Linked DNA regions of Homo sapiens: region 2 is linked to region 1. The links are chromatin loops, found by intact Hi-C in ENCODE. Cell type or tissue: endothelial cell of umbilical vein. All regions are shown on one strand.

The links. Hi-C counts contacts between places; a loop is a spot of excess contacts. Peaks named below come from ENCODE experiments on the same cell type or tissue, not always from the same donor. Only the 100,000 strongest peaks of a DNase experiment are listed, where the experiment ranks them.
Region 2: a loop joins it to region 1, with 11 times the contacts of the local background. A loop is called at or near these places in 83 of 110 quality-filtered maps.

The regions. Positions count from the first base shown.
Region 1 is chr20:58,232,806-58,240,805 of GRCh38, forward strand. It overlaps the pseudogene PPP4R1L. Among named protein-coding and RNA genes, the nearest start is that of ANKRD60, 8.2 kb to the left of the region's middle. RefSeq lists a silencer at 4,320-4,369. In endothelial cell of umbilical vein, CTCF peaks have their summits at 1,277 (motif pointing right) and 4,440 (motif pointing right); DNase peaks (open chromatin) are centred at 4,096 and 4,446; H3K4me3 peaks cover 586 bases; H3K27ac peaks cover 352 bases.
Region 2 is chr20:58,443,015-58,451,014 of GRCh38, forward strand. VAPB (VAMP associated protein B and C) reads left to right here. Exons shown (of 6, transcript NM_004738.5): 6 at 1,063-8,000. The coding sequence ends at 1,221. Among named protein-coding and RNA genes, the nearest start is that of VAPB, 58 kb to the left of the region's middle. RefSeq lists an enhancer at 3,463-3,964. In endothelial cell of umbilical vein, a CTCF peak has its summit at 4,922 (motif pointing left); a DNase peak (open chromatin) is centred at 4,947.

The DNA.
Region 1 (8,000 bases):
GACACACTCCTTGCTCACCACTGCCTGCTCCAAGAAAGTCACAGCCAAAGAAATGATGTTTTCCGCAGTCTTCTAGAAACATACACTTCTTTAATCCCAAAGAAGTCATTTCAGAATCTGTAGGTTTGAGGCGTGTGTATGAATTTTTAAATCTCAAGCACTGATTTGGTTAGAAACACAGTTAATATTTTATTATAATTCACTACCAAGCAGTGGGTTCCAAGTAGGTTAAGATCTGGTGAGCTTAGGAGTCAGAAGTCTAGATTCAAAACCTAACTTGGTCTTAGTAGCTATGTGACTTCTGGTTAAGCGGCTTAGCCTTTCTGAGCCTCAGTTTCCTCATCTGTATGATGACAGGTCTGTTATGCAAAACATCTAGGACAATACCACCACACTGCATACAGCTGACCGGTAAGGAAGGGTCAAGAACCTCATTTCTGTCATTCACAGCGGCCGTGGCTGTCAAGTGACAGTCAAATCCCAAACCATAACCCAATGCCCAGACCTCTATAAACAATCCGTAAATGCCAGTCCTGTAGTCATACCCAGCAAGTGCATATAACTTCTCCAGTTACACGACTTTACATGTATTCTCTCACTTAATTCTCAGGACTAGCCCTGGAATTCAAAATCAGCCTAGTTTTACAGGTTAAAAAAAAACTCATTTCCAATGTGGTGGTGACACCCAAAGGTCTCATAACCACCAGTGGCAGCGGGGGGGTCTGCGAGCCCAAGTGTAGGTTCTAACTCCTGTGGCAGCAGGGTGGGGACTGTGAGCCGAAGTGTGGGTTCTAACTCCTGTGGCTCTTCTATGCCCGGGTAATTGGTGTCGTGGTGGATGGGTGCTGTGGCGGTGGCTGCTGGTGTTCCCTAGGTGCCAGGCGCCATGCTGGGTAGCTCAGCTTTATCAGCCCACGGAAGCCCATGACAACACTAGAAGGCAGGCACATATTCCTAGGCTCCTTTAAGCAGTGTACATGGCACCCAATGTGTAGCCTTTTACCCCTCACCCCCTCCCACCCTTCCCCCGCAGTCCCAAGAGTCCTTTTGTTTATTTCAGACTTTCTAAATCTCAGATAAAGAATTTAAAAATAAAAGCAAAAACTATTTCCTTTAAGCTTTCTCCACAAATTGATTTGGAACATTGACTCTTCCTTCACAAAAGTCTGTGCCGTCTGTGAGTTTGTGAGTCTGTGAGTTTGTTGTTCACTCTGCCATCCACTGCCCTTCTCAGAGTGGGCTGCCAAAGCACTCCTGTAATGTCCCACTGGTCCAAGAGGGGGCGCTGGTGAGTCCTCTGGTGCCCGTGGTCATCAGGGAGAGAAAGGGGGCTTTGCGGTCTGGGGTCAGGTACGGTCCCAACCACGGCTTCACTGTACTATCAACAAAGCTGGGTGGTGGGTTCACAGAGGTTCATTACAGCAATCCCTCTACCTTTGTATATGCTTGAAAACGTGTGTAATGAAAGTTAAAATGTTTAAAACAATACTTTAGCAGAAAAAAAAAAATCATCGGCTTACACTTCCTGTGTGATCTTGAACAAGTGACCTAACCTCTCTGGGCTTCAAATGTTTCACCTAAAAGAGCTGGTCTAAAGGTAAATGGGTATGCCATGCTCAATACACATTACCTCTTGGTTTTTTTTTTTCTTCCCTGAGATGGAGTCTCACTCTGTTGCCCAGGCTGAAGTGCAGTGATGCAATCTCAGCTCACTGCAACCTCCGCCTCCCGAGTTCAAGCGATTCTCCTGCCTCAGCCTCCCAAGTAGCTGGGATTAAAGGTGCCCGCCATGACACATTACTTTTTATTAGAGAATTAAATGTGTGATGTGATACCTGGCACACAAGAGGTATTCAAGAAATGGCAGCCATTATCACTGCCATTGCTCCTAGGCAAACATAAATCACACCCTCATTTCCAAGAGGCTGAGTAGAGAGGGCGATCTGAGGAGCTGGACAGGATGATACGAACTCTACACATTTACTCTAAAGAGGTTAAAGTCTCTGCCCTAACCCACTGCCCAATTCTTCATCCTGCCTTCCTTCCAAAGCCACTGGCTAAGGTGAGGTGTAGTGGTGGACACAGACCTGTATAGGAAAGGAGTGGACTGTGGGCCTGGCCCTTATCTTACTGGATGGAAATGTGGGAGAGCAGAGGCTTGTTCACTTTGTCTTTAGCATCTAGAATCTGTCTGGACCATCGTAGGTACTCAATCAATAGCTATGTGGCAAATGAGTATGCCAGTGGGGTAACCCTGGGCAAGTCCCTTCACCACACTGGGTTGGTCCCAATGTCCTGTGAGATAACAGGGCTAGGTGAACTAATTCCTCAGTTCCTGGCTAGTGCTCCAGGCTGAGATTCTCTGTCTGGTGAACTTGATTTCATCACGTGGCAGATGTTACCCAGGGTAGATCCCTCCCGGGGTCTTGCTAACCTGACAAATGAAAGCGAAAGCTTGCCTTCCAACCCACTTAGAACAGTGCCGGAACCTTATGATGAGCTCATTGATGAAATTTAACCCCAATGCACTTTCACTGTTGGAATAGAACTTCTGCAGAATTGCCACGACCTGTGAAAAACATCAAAAGAGCACATTTAAAATGCTGCCATCTATTTGAATTACGAATACTACTCTACACGGAAACTAGACATTTTTATGCATCCTTCCACCTTTAAAATGAATTTATAGGCGCAGGAGAAAGTAATTTTTGTCACGGTCATCATTAGAACACAGAGAAAAAAGATGTTTAAATATAGGCAATACACACACACACATAAAACCCTTCATAAAAATGAAACTTCAAAGGAGACTGACATTAGAAAAATACATTCTTAATCTTAAGGTTCCAAATTTTAGAGCATGTCCCCTTGCTTAATAACTAAATCATTACCTTTCAGAACATGTCATTTTTATAAAATTTTAATACCATCAGAGTATCTTAAAATCAATATTGTCAAATGTGATTTTTTTTCATCAGTATTCAGCTGGTGTAAAGCCCACATAAAAAAATAGGATCAGCTTTTCTACAGCAGAGTCTTTGCTCACTAAATATTTTTCTACAAAACCAAGCTGTAAATCAACCTGTATTTTAAAAACACTAACCTATGGCTTAAAGAGTTTCATATATAAAAGGATTACTCCACAATTGCCGTCACTGAAACATATAACAAAAAAAGCTATCCTACAAATTGATAAAACTATAATATAGTTCCTAATTTCAAATTTTAAAAGCTAGTTTCATAGGTTAGCTGACAAAGTAAGCCCAGAAAAATTAAAAGAGTTAAAATGGAAGATACATCAACATTCCTATTTGTAAAAATCACAGAGCAAATGCCCTGATTCCTTACTAGTTTGAAGGAGATCCACCGAACTTCAGAAACTTGATCTGCACACAACTTTAAGGCAATGTGCATTAGGTAATCATAAACATCATTGGGACTATAGAGTTCCAGAATCAGTATCAGCTGTCTGAAATTAAAAGGAAAACAACAACAACAAAAACAACAACAAAAAAAACATTATTTTTGGGCAAAAAAACAAAATTATTGATTTCTTTTTACTGTTATTTCATCTTACAGATAAAAATAGCCAGGCTGGGAAATGAACAGCAAAAGACCCAGCAAGATTTCGGTCTTCAGTAAAATGCCAACAGCAGAAAGCTGAGCAAAATGACCATGCAAAAAAAATGTGAACAAAATTTTAATTCTTCATCTCACACACATACAAATCAAACAAAAAGGAAATAAACTCTGTAAAATAGAGGCTGAGAAATTTATGAATACAGATTTAATATTTCAATTTTAGGTTATCAGTTGAAAAGCACATAAAACTTTAAAAATCAGATAACATAAAAATAGCCAGAATGTTGAAGTTCACAAAGGTCAACAGATCAAGCGAACACTCTGAGATTGCACGACCGCCCCGGCGTTTCTCCGACTGCAAACCGAACCGGATGCTCCTGCTCGCGGCTCTTGGCAGCACGAGGTGGTTTCACTGCAGCGAGGTCCGCTTGGAGAGAACTGGGAGCGCGTGCTCCTTACTCCGAAAGACAAAAGCATGCAGGAGACGGCTGGCTGCGAAAACCCACTACCAAAGCTTTCACTACTTTCTAAATGGGGATGGGGAGAAGGGCATGAAAATAAATGACATTGCTTTCACCCAGGCAACGAAAGGAAATGAAAAAGAGATGGGGAGGAAGTTAGAACCAGAAGCCCGGAGTGCTGGTGAATACTTTCATATCAAAAAGCACCGTTTTCAAAAACATGATACCAATATCATGGGCACCGGAGCACAGAATTCATATCAGTCGCTGTGGCTTCAATAAGCCGGGAGATGGGAGATAGGGCGCGTAGGGGGCTAGATAACGTGGTCGGGCACTGGGGCCGCGCAACCACCCGGGGAAGCCCCGCCGGGCACCGAGCGCGCCTACTTCCCGTGCGCCGCCGCTAGAGGTCGCACTGCTTTCATGGAAAACGTGGGCCTGTTTTTCTCGACTCAGAACAGGATGCTGGGAACATGGTAAAATGACTGAAACCTCAATCTCTCAAATTAAGCAGAATGATTAAAGACCACAGCAAAGAGAAAGGCTTTCGGTTTGCCCCTGGCATCAGCCAAATCATATCCTGAATAGCTGCAAAAGCCTGATGAATTTATTCAGGGAAGACAATTATTTGAGAGATTTCTAGTTGTGGATGAGAAAAATGAAAACTAAAGACACCGAAATGAAAACAAGGTAAAAACTAAAACCCAAACAACAACTGCCACAAACAAATTCCCTCCACACCGTGAAAGGCACATTATATACCTTAGGAAGGGGAGTTATTTAAACTGATGCTTCCACCCTTTCATCATCACTAAAGCCTGGAACATTCCTTTTGCCAGCTCAAGACAGAATTAAATAACTCCTTCAGGCACAAAATGATGTGCAGATAGGAGCCACCTTGGGGAACCTTTTTGTTTCATAATCATCTCATCTGGGTTAGACCCCTTCCTGTCTCCCACAGTAGCTAAAGGGCATTAAGCATGCTGTACCCTACGGAGAGGACCACACTCAGAATGTTCAGGAAAGCTCTGGTAAAAACTGCTCCGATTAATAGGAAAACACTGAAGAGTGGGTGATTCATCTTTTATTTGGTTCAAATAAATTGCCTTCTAGAACAGCAGAACACTCTAATTCGAAAGTGACTCAAGCCCTGTCTTCATCTGAAAATGAATGTCTCCCCGGAGACTGTGGTATTTGTAACTCAGGGTTTTTGGAATTCTGTTTATACCTTAATAAAAACATAATCTCTTTATCTAAAAGAACACTATTGCTGCTGCTTTAGAAATCAATTATATGGTAAGAAAATTAAGATTTATTCCATCTAGTTTGCTTTCTCATATCCCCAAATATGTTTTTACTTACTCTGCTAGTTCATATCGAAACCTCCAATTCCTGCTGTTATCAGTCACTACAAATTCTTGAAGCTGATAAAGATAGTCTCTCCTCTTGTCTTCATGAAGCAACTATTTTTTAAAAATGTATATATAAACAAACATGTATAATCCTTCAAAATGACCCCAAATGCCCCCTTTTATTCCACTTCCAATTATACATTTGTCACTGGCAAGAACTTTTGCATTTCCCCTACACCTCGTCATCTATCACGCAGCGTGGCTGCGAATGAACACTGCTGTACACTGACATCAAATGCATCCCTGAACACCTCCAACCTTTTCCCCTGGCTAGGACATGTGCTTATTATGTATTTCTGAATGCCCCTGAGGTCTTCCTGCTTTAGTAATTTCCTATCTAAAAACAAAAAAACAGACAAACAAAAACCCAGTCTGTGTGTGTTTGGAAGACAGTGTGCCACTGCCGCTTCCCAGGGAGCGAGGCTGCTCGGCACCAGGAGAGGAGAGACTCAGCTGGAGCAGCGCACACCAGAGTCCGTGAAGGGCAGCTCTTGGTCATGTGGATGAGAGTAATTAGTTTCTCTAGGTCATTTTTAAACTCTTATTTTTTATATTCATCGTTCGTTTGGGGGGGAGGGGGGGAAGCCAGAAGGGAAGCAGCAGCGACTTGCAGAAAAAGTGCTTCATGCAGAACAGAGGTTGGACTTCAGCCCAGGCTCTTCCCCTGGGTGACTTCTGGGCAAGTCAGGTCACTACCTGGGGGCCTTGATTTCTTCTTTTGCAAAGAGTGTGCTAGGCTTTGTGTCTACCATCTTCCACAGAATTAAAACTCTAATGGACAGGAAAATGAGGAGAAAAAAGTTTAAAATATTTACCCATCACTGAAAGAACATCCACTTTAAGATTATGGATGGTACATTTCAGCTAAAGAAAGCTAAAAACTGCATTGTTTTTTTCACTGACACCATAGACATCCAGGGCTTCACAAATTTGATTCGGAGAGAGGAGGCTTGTTTTTTGCTTTTAACCCTTCTTCCTACCTTTAGAAAATCATACAGGTGTCTAAGAACTCCTATTCGCACTTCATCCAGATCCTTTAAAAATCCATTGAAGATAGGCACCAGGTCAGCTGCTGTTAACTGATCCCCAAGAATCACAGCCAGCTCGTGAATGGAGAAGGCTAGGGCTCGCCGTACCTTCCACTAGGGGTGCATAGCAGACACACGAATCACGACAAGCAAGTGCAATTCAACCTCTTCCGTATCTTACATGGCATTTTTGGAGCAAAATGAATACTGCCAGGTGTTGGCCACTTAAAGCTTTATTTCATCAGAGACCAGTAAACATGCCAATTTGCATCCACATAAAATTCAGGCCAATAAGCCTTGCTGCAGCTTCCCTTTTCTCCCTAATGAATGACCCACCCTCTTTCTGCACGTGCCTCTGGAAAGGCTTTTACCTGTACATCAGAAGCCAGTGTTTCATATGTATCTTTCAGGCAGTGCCAATTTTGCCTGCCCAGGGTCAGTGCCACCCCTGGGAGGCTGTAGGCACAGTGTTTGGCTATGTCAGTATCGACAGTCTGGGCTCGAGCTGGGTCAGTCATGGACACATACTGATCTAGCAGCGGCTGAGGTATTACATCCTGGGAAATGAGAGAGAAAGGAGGCCATCGTGAATGCAGGAAAATACTCATGAAAAACAAGGAGTTTGGAGTTTAGAGGTGAAAACAATAAAGCAGAAATGTGAGAGGAACATGAGGCCTTCCTAAAGCCAAAGGGCTTCAGATTGCCAACTCTGTTTTCTCCAGAGAGTGGGTTTTCAATTTTGCTTGAAGTGAAAGCAACACCCAAAACTCATCTTCTTAAGATTGGCACAATATTTGATATCATAGAGGACAGTCTAGACAGCAATGTCTGCTTAGGCTGGTACATCCAGCTCTTGAGAATGGAGACTGCCTTCTCTTTTCTTACAACTGCCCCAAGAACCTAGCACCTGAGACCTTATACTCTGATAATCACGTCTATGTTTGACTGTGCTTGACTGAGATAGAACTCAATCAAATCAGTGTTAGATGTCTTATTTTTTTCTCATATTAGTTTGCTTTATTGAAAACACTATTATAGATTGTTCAGAAGCTTAAACACTACCTTACAATTAATTTTTTACAATTAGCAACACGAAATATGAATTAAAATATGTAATCAATATTGATAGAAGAAAAAATATTTGGTTCCAATTCTTAAAGTTAACTTTAAGAAAATACACAGTTTTGAGTTGCCTCCCCGCCCCCCCGCCCCCGAAAGAAACGAACCTGTAATTTAGATTTATTCTCTTCAAGTGGGGTGGGATCCTGCCTCTGGTCAGTCTCCAGATGGTCACTGGTTCCATTTCTGGGTCCACCTGGATCCTACAGAGTTGATTGGACATGTTACCAATTTGCTCCAAAGGAAGCAGCTGTCCTGTCACTTCCCCTTCAAAGAGTCCTTTTTCAATGCCAGAAATTACTTCTGTAAGCCAAGGCAAAAGCTTTCCTTGAAGTCAATGGTATCTTTCCAGATGTTAAAAATTACATTTGCACAGTTACATATGATACTGTATAAAC
Region 2 (8,000 bases), 210 kb after region 1:
GGATGTGGGCTTGGCTTTGAGAGCATGGAAATGGCATCATAGATCTACATAGTAACTTGCAGATTCTTAGGAAAGTGCAAGGCAGTTGTGGCAGTGGAGGTGAAGGAAGAAAAAATTTTTCATTTCTTACATTTCCATGTAGTTTGGGGACAAGGGGAGGGTGGGGAATATGGTCAAATATCTTTATATGTATGAAAAAGAATGTTGCTTCTTCAATGAGAAATCTATGCATTAAGTAGAAAATATTTGAGATGAGTGTATGAAGGCCAGTCACATTTTAATATTCCAAATATCATTTGATCCAGCAGTCTGGATGTAACTCATTAAGTACCAGCTATCTACAGAGCTCTGCATTTGAAAGCTTCCAGATGTCCCACTTTTAGGTTTTTTTTTTTTTTTTTTTTTAATATGGAGTCTCACTCTGTCACCCCAGGCTAATTTTTGTAATTTTAGTAGAGACGAGGTTTTACCATGTTGACCAAGGGGTAGTCTTGAACTCCTGAGCTCAGGTGATCCACCCGCCTCAGCCTCCCAAAGTACAGGGATTACAAGCATGAGCCACCGTGCCCAGTTGACTTTGTAGATTCTTTTATTTATATATTTATGTCTTGGGAAATGCCTGTGATTTTAAAAATCGATGATTTGATCAAGGAAGGCTATTCATTAGAGGCAGGAAGGACAGAGAGGTTGGGGTTGAAGAGAAGCATCCGGAAGACATGGCCATAGAGGTGGGTGGGGCCGAGGGTGCAAAGGGCCCAGTTGACCCTTTTAAGTGCTTTTTTCTGTAAATCACGGGAAACCAAGGAGCACCCTGTTTAGATGTCTGTTGTAACTAGCAGCAGCAAGTGGAATGGATGAAAGAAAAGAGGGGACTGTTTTCTCAGTGGCTTCAGGCTAGCCCTTTCCCCTCTGTAGCCTGCAGTTTCTCCGTTTGCAAAATGCGGTTGGACCATATCATGTCATCCAACACTGGGCATAAACAGCCCATCCCGTTAAGCTGTACAGTTGACTCCCCTTTCTGGTGCCTTGGCTTGTCTTTGAAATGTGCGTTTGCTCCCGTAGGAAGAAGATGGACTGCGGATGAGGAAGACAGTGCAGAGCAACAGCCCCATTTCAGCATTAGCCCCAACTGGGAAGGAAGAAGGCCTTAGCACCCGGCTCTTGGCTCTGGTGGTTTTGTTCTTTATCGTTGGTGTAATTATTGGGAAGATTGCCTTGTAGAGGTAGCATGCACAGGATGGTAAATTGGATTGGTGGATCCACCATATCATGGGATTTAAATTTATCATAACCATGTGTAAAAAGAAATTAATGTATGATGACATCTCACAGGTCTTGCCTTTAAATTACCCCTCCCTGCACACACATACACAGATACACACACACAAATATAATGTAACGATCTTTTAGAAAGTTAAAAATGTATAGTAACTGATTGAGGGGGAAAAGAATGATCTTTATTAATGACAAGGGAAACCATGAGTAATGCCACAATGGCATATTGTAAATGTCATTTTAAACATTGGTAGGCCTTGGTACATGATGCTGGATTACCTCTCTTAAAATGACACCCTTCCTCGCCTGTTGGTGCTGGCCCTTGGGGAGCTGGAGCCCAGCATGCTGGGGAGTGCGGTCAGCTCCACACAGTAGTCCCCACGTGGCCCACTCCCGGCCCAGGCTGCTTTCCGTGTCTTCAGTTCTGTCCAAGCCATCAGCTCCTTGGGACTGATGAACAGAGTCAGAAGCCCAAAGGAATTGCACTGTGGCAGCATCAGACGTACTCGTCATAAGTGAGAGGCGTGTGTTGACTGATTGACCCAGCGCTTTGGAAATAAATGGCAGTGCTTTGTTCACTTAAAGGGACCAAGCTAAATTTGTATTGGTTCATGTAGTGAAGTCAAACTGTTATTCAGAGATGTTTAATGCATATTTAACTTATTTAATGTATTTCATCTCATGTTTTCTTATTGTCACAAGAGTACAGTTAATGCTGCGTGCTGCTGAACTCTGTTGGGTGAACTGGTATTGCTGCTGGAGGGCTGTGGGCTCCTCTGTCTCTGGAGAGTCTGGTCATGTGGAGGTGGGGTTTATTGGGATGCTGGAGAAGAGCTGCCAGGAAGTGTTTTTTCTGGGTCAGTAAATAACAACTGTCATAGGGAGGGAAATTCTCAGTAGTGACAGTCAACTCTAGGTTACCTTTTTTAATGAAGAGTAGTCAGTCTTCTAGATTGTTCTTATACCACCTCTCAACCATTACTCACACTTCCAGCGCCCAGGTCCAAGTCTGAGCCTGACCTCCCCTTGGGGACCTAGCCTGGAGTCAGGACAAATGGATCGGGCTGCAGAGGGTTAGAAGCGAGGGCACCAGCAGTTGTGGGTGGGGAGCAAGGGAAGAGAGAAACTCTTCAGCGAATCCTTCTAGTACTAGTTGAGAGTTTGACTGTGAATTAATTTTATGCCATAAAAGACCAACCCAGTTCTGTTTGACTATGTAGCATCTTGAAAAGAAAAATTATAATAAAGCCCCAAAATTAAGAATTCTTTTGTCATTTTGTCACATTTGCTCTATGGGGGGAATTATTATTTTATCATTTTTATTATTTTGCCATTGGAAGGTTAACTTTAAAATGAGCCCTATCACTGAGAAATACGTGTTTCATGATTTAACTCTGTGTGTGTGTGTGTGTGTGTGTGTGTGTGTGTGTGTATTTTTTTTTTGGTTGTCTTCAGCTGACAGTATGAAAAATGAAACTGCTGAAAAAGCTGAGCACCTGGTCACCCTTGGCCTTCCATTGCTTTGGCCTTCAGTAAAAAGCAGCCTCCCTTCTAGGTCAGGGAACCATGCCATTGAGACTAGTAACGGGCGTTCTGGGCACAGTCCCACTGTGCACAGGTTTGAGAGGACAAGTTCATCAGAAGGAAGGCAGTCCTTAGAAGTCACATACGTTGAGCCACGTTGCTCCTAAGCCTGGCTCTGTCAAGCTGGGTCAGGGGCCTTGAAACTGGAGAAGTGGAAGTCTATGGTTGGTCTGAGTAAGTAACTTCCTGTCTTCATGAAAAAAGTTGACTTTGAATCCCAGGTACTCACAGAAATGGTGAACAGACTTAGTTGTTACCCAGGCACCCATGGATTGTGTTGAGTGTGCAGACAGGGAGGCCACCCCAATAGGAATTCGTCTCCAGGATTTTTCCCATGTGTCCCCCAGTACTTATAAAAGGGAGTGAAAAGACCGAGCTGTAAGGCATGTGCCTTCTGCCACCTGACTTTCCGTGAGGGGACTAAAATTTACTAATTGTAGTTGCTGCAGCCAGTTAAGTCCTGTAGCTTCCAGGCCCTCATGTCTTTGATAGGAGAGTGCTTAGGTGGTCCCCAACAGTGCCTAGGGGTACAGTACAGTCCCATTACACTAGAGCAGGGCTCTATTTATTTTTAAAGGATATGGCCGTGTGTTTTGATAAAACTTTATTCACAAAAACAGCCGGGTCATGGGATTTGGCTTGTGAGTCTGTAACAGTTCTTAAAAAGAATATCTGAGAAACTACTCTGTTTTAGACCTTTGAAGGTGATTTAGAGTTTTGTGTACATCTAGGAGAAGGTGTTCAGCTTCTCAGAGGATGTGGACATTTTGGTTGCAGCTAAAAATCAGTCTCTGAAGTCTCTCTCCCTTCTAGAGGTTAGGACTTGGTGAACATGTTTGTGGGCCTTTTGACTGAGTGGCAGAAGGAAACTGCTCAGGAAGAGAAACAGGTGACTGATGGGAAGGTTGATTATTTTCTCAGTCATCCTGGCAGCCAAAAATGTGCCAGGAAAAGAAAGAATGTGGAGCACGCGTGGCTCCTGGAGGACTTGGAGATGCATGCACATTTAGGGTGTTTTCCCTAGAATTACATAATGAAAAAAAGAATAAGGCAAAGAGGAGGTGAATATGGGGCCTGTCACAACGGCCTGCCCTGCCCCAAGAGGGTTAAGAGTCAGATAATCGGGACGAAACTGGCATGGAAAGAGCGAGCCTAGGGAGGATGCCGCTGGGCAGTGTGCATGGGGGAGCTGCTGCCAGGCTGCCCTCCAGTCTGCTCCTGTGGTTACTGGCTCCACAGCACCTCAGAGAGGGCGGCCCTGGCTTCAGAAATGCCAGCCATAGTGCTCACAAATGCAGAAGAGATGGAAGCGGTGACAGAATCCTGAAAGTTTTTATTGATTGAAGTTTTAAATTGGTAACTTAAGCTTCCTTGGCACGATACAAAATACCTCTTAAAGACAGCAGGCTTTTTTATTTGTAGGTGTGAGGAACTGGCTTTAACTTTTTTCTCCTCCTAGTTTGCATGTTTTCCTTCTCTCGTCTTCTGAACTGCTGGCACCAGCAGTAATACATACTGATAAAATCAAAATTGATTTTTACCAGTGGCCAGTTTATGGCTAGAGAGACGACTTATACCTCCATAACACAGAAGGGGGAAAAATGAAGAACCTCCAGTGATCCGTGAAAACCTAAACGCTTTCAAACAAATCCCAGGAACAGAATTGCTATCGAAAGATATCATTGCCCAGTTTGCAGGCTATGTTGAGTCAGATAGAACTGAATGTAGTGAGAGCTCAGAGCTACAGAGCCTTTCAGATGAATTTGAAAACAGACTCTGTGTGTGTGTGCATGTGTGCATGTGTGCATGTGTGGCATATGTGCCGTATGTCAGTAGCTTGACAGTTTTCAAATCGTGCCTATATTTTTTTGCATACACAAATTTTTGTGTTTGCAAACTCAGAATCCATGCCAAAATACAATGTTATATGTCATTTTCAGCTCCTTCTCTAAAGGAATGGCCCATTTCTCATTGTAGTTTGAGAAATACATGTATGAAGAGATAGGGGTCTTGGGCTTCCCAGTGTCACTTTGAACACCTGAATAACATTTAACTCCTGAGACCTTCTCGGTGTAGAGGCCACTGCTTCCCCCTGCTGGAGATGGCATTTCATTGAAGGGCCTCTCGTGGCTTTCCCTGCCCCCGGCTGTCTGGCCTGAAGAAGGAGAAAGAACCAAACTGAACTATGAAAAGTTACCACTCTGAGGAGACCTCTCTTAATTAACACTTGGGGCCATGTTTGCTGTTGTTGAGAAGGAGTGTTCTCAAAGATGAGCTGGAATGGAATTGTATTTAGAAAGGCCCCTGCAAAGTATATAGATGGATGACTCTAGTTCATGACATACAAATCCCATAAGGCCAACGACCACTCTTCTGGAACACCAAGAGCAGCTCTGAGATCATGCTGGCCCTACGCGAATTGAGTTTCTGTGGCCTAATTGGATTTGGAGAACGCCTTCCCTGGCCCCTTTTCCTCAGACAGATCTGCTCTGATAGGAACCTTTTCAAGAAAGTTACTGTTGTTTCAATGCCACTCCTTACCTGTATAGAACATTTCCAATACATTCGCTCATTGAACTTAATCCTTGCAACTGTGACTGGGGGGTAGATGGCTCTGTTTGCATACGAAGAAATAAAGGCTCCAGGAGGTTAAATCGGGCAACTTTTTAGAACTAAATCAGTCTCTGTAAGGCCTACATTGCTAAGATACCATTTCAGCTCTGAAAATCTGCTTCAGGGAAGTGAGTGGATGAGGCCTTCCTGCCTCAGCTACTCTGCCCGTCTGTACATCTTTTGTGTCTGCCTCCGTACCTTATTCAGTTATTTTCACACTAAAGTAAGTAGAATTAAGACTGTAGTTCAGATGCTTTTTCTTTTTCTGTTGGAAACTGAACACACTACAGACAGTGAAAAAAGGTACATATTCCATTTTCTCATTGCCTGAAGATCTCTGCTGATGCTCCTGGAGAATGACTTTGGGGGCTTTAGAAAGAATATTGCCAGTCCGTCTCGGCAAGGAGATGATGGGAGCGCTTTATATGGAGGCTTTACATGACTTGTAAATTAAATGTGAATGAGGGCAGTTGATTAAAATTGGTATTACAGAAGGGCCCTGCTGAGGTTTGAAAACAGCTGAGCTGCTGATGTCTCAGGCCTTTCCCTGAATTAGCACTGCGGTTCTCCAGGATATCAGCAAAGAGGGCAAGTAATAGAAGCCCCTGATAAGGAGCGTCAGCCGACAGGCAAGCTTGGGAGGCTGTGGGAATGGGTCTGCCCCCAGCTTCACAGACCTCTTCCTCCAGCCTCTGAATCCCATTAGCCACAGCCTAGAACATTAGCTGAGCTGCACAAGCTCACCCACCCCTGTGCCAGGGGGCCCTGACCTCCCTCCATGCCATGTTTTTGGCTGTATCTACGGCACTTAACAATAGGGGCTTTTTATTTTCATTACAGAGATATTTTGAAAAATTTAAAAGACATGAACTCACATAAACAGTTATGGATGATAGTTAAAAGAGAAACGGGTGGAGGTGGATGAGAGGTTGTCTTCATGAATATAATTACTTGAGATTTTTTTTTCTTAATGGAATTAGTTTATTAGAAAATGTCTGTGTTAAATCCGTAGAAAAGGAAGAAAAGTGTAGCAACAAAAATGTAGCCATTATCTAACTTGCCATAAATATTTGCAGTTATGATACCTTGGAATGTTGCCACGATATGGATTGCTTTGATTAAAAGATGTCAGTTGAATAAAACAGTACTGTGGGAGAATCGCTTTCTGCTGCTAGATAAATGCTGATGTTTATTTTTAAACCAGGAAACATTGATCCTGTAACAATGCCCGATTACAATTGCTTTATTACACCCCAGGGCTGATGGAGATGTAATCACTTGGCTAATGGATGTGGGTGCAGGACAGATGCTCGCTTGCTGGCCTGCTTTCCTGCTTGCATTCTGATGAGCTGCAGGAGTGCGCCTGGCCTTCTGCAGGTGGAGCTGCTGTCAGAGCTTCGTTTCACTGATACCCAAAGCCATGTCTGACTGAAATAAAACAGGTTCCCTTTTTTTTTCCCTTTGGAAAATGCCAACTAAGGGAGACTAATCAGATATCTTAACACAATTTCATCCAGGCTTAGTGCTAACAAGATTGCGGGGCTTTTTAGGGTTTAAGAAGATGAGAAATGAGTGTGCACGTTTCACACGTTGACTTGCCGGTTTTTCCATGTCATACAAAAAAGTCCTGGCTGTTTCTCCGAACTGGCTGCCTGCATTCCCGTCTTTCTTTTGTTTTTAAGAAATAGACTGAATTCAGCTGTTAATCCTCTAGTACAGTATCCATGTTAAAATGTTTTTCCATTGCATCTTTTATGTGAATTCAAAGGTCAGAATTTATTGTCTGTGATATTGAGACCATGTGTACAAGAACTACTTTTTGCTTTTCATCATTCACTCCTTAGCAAACGTTTCGTAAGTACCCTCTGTCTGTTTGCTACTATATGAGGTGCTGCGAAATTAGTGGGCGTGGCTTTTTATATTTTTCATTCGTGTGTAGCCTAAGTAAGGTGACTCAAGATGATACACCGAGAGAAAAATGCAAAATATATTTGGTTCTCATTTCTGTTGCTGTCGTTTCCTTTTTAAAGACGATTTATCAACTGCTGCCATTTGGAACTTCCTATAAGAAACTAAAAATGATCTATTTCAGTGTTCCTTTCGCCTTTCCTCTGCTTTCTGAATAAATGGTTTCAGTAACCCATGCTGTTCTCTCCCTATTCTACGTCTTTCTCCCTATGTTGAAAAAAGATTCCCACAGTTTCTGATGTGTGTGTTTATAGTCTTCAATGTATGTTAACATGTTAGGAACTGAGTATCTTAAGAGATGTCTTAGAATGCTTTAGTTTTCATAATTTGTCCTTTATGTATTTTTCATTGTATTTGCTGTTTTGACATGGAAGTAATTTAAAAAGTTGGTGCAGGAAAGGACTCTTTACTGTTGCACATTTTGGTTTTCTGATATGTAATAAATTCATGGCTTGGCAGCTGACATGATGTTTCCCAGAGAGAAGGAGATGTATTTCTGCAGGGTCCAGACCAAAAGAGCCATTTACAGCATGTTCTCCCATGTTCCATTATCAGCCTGA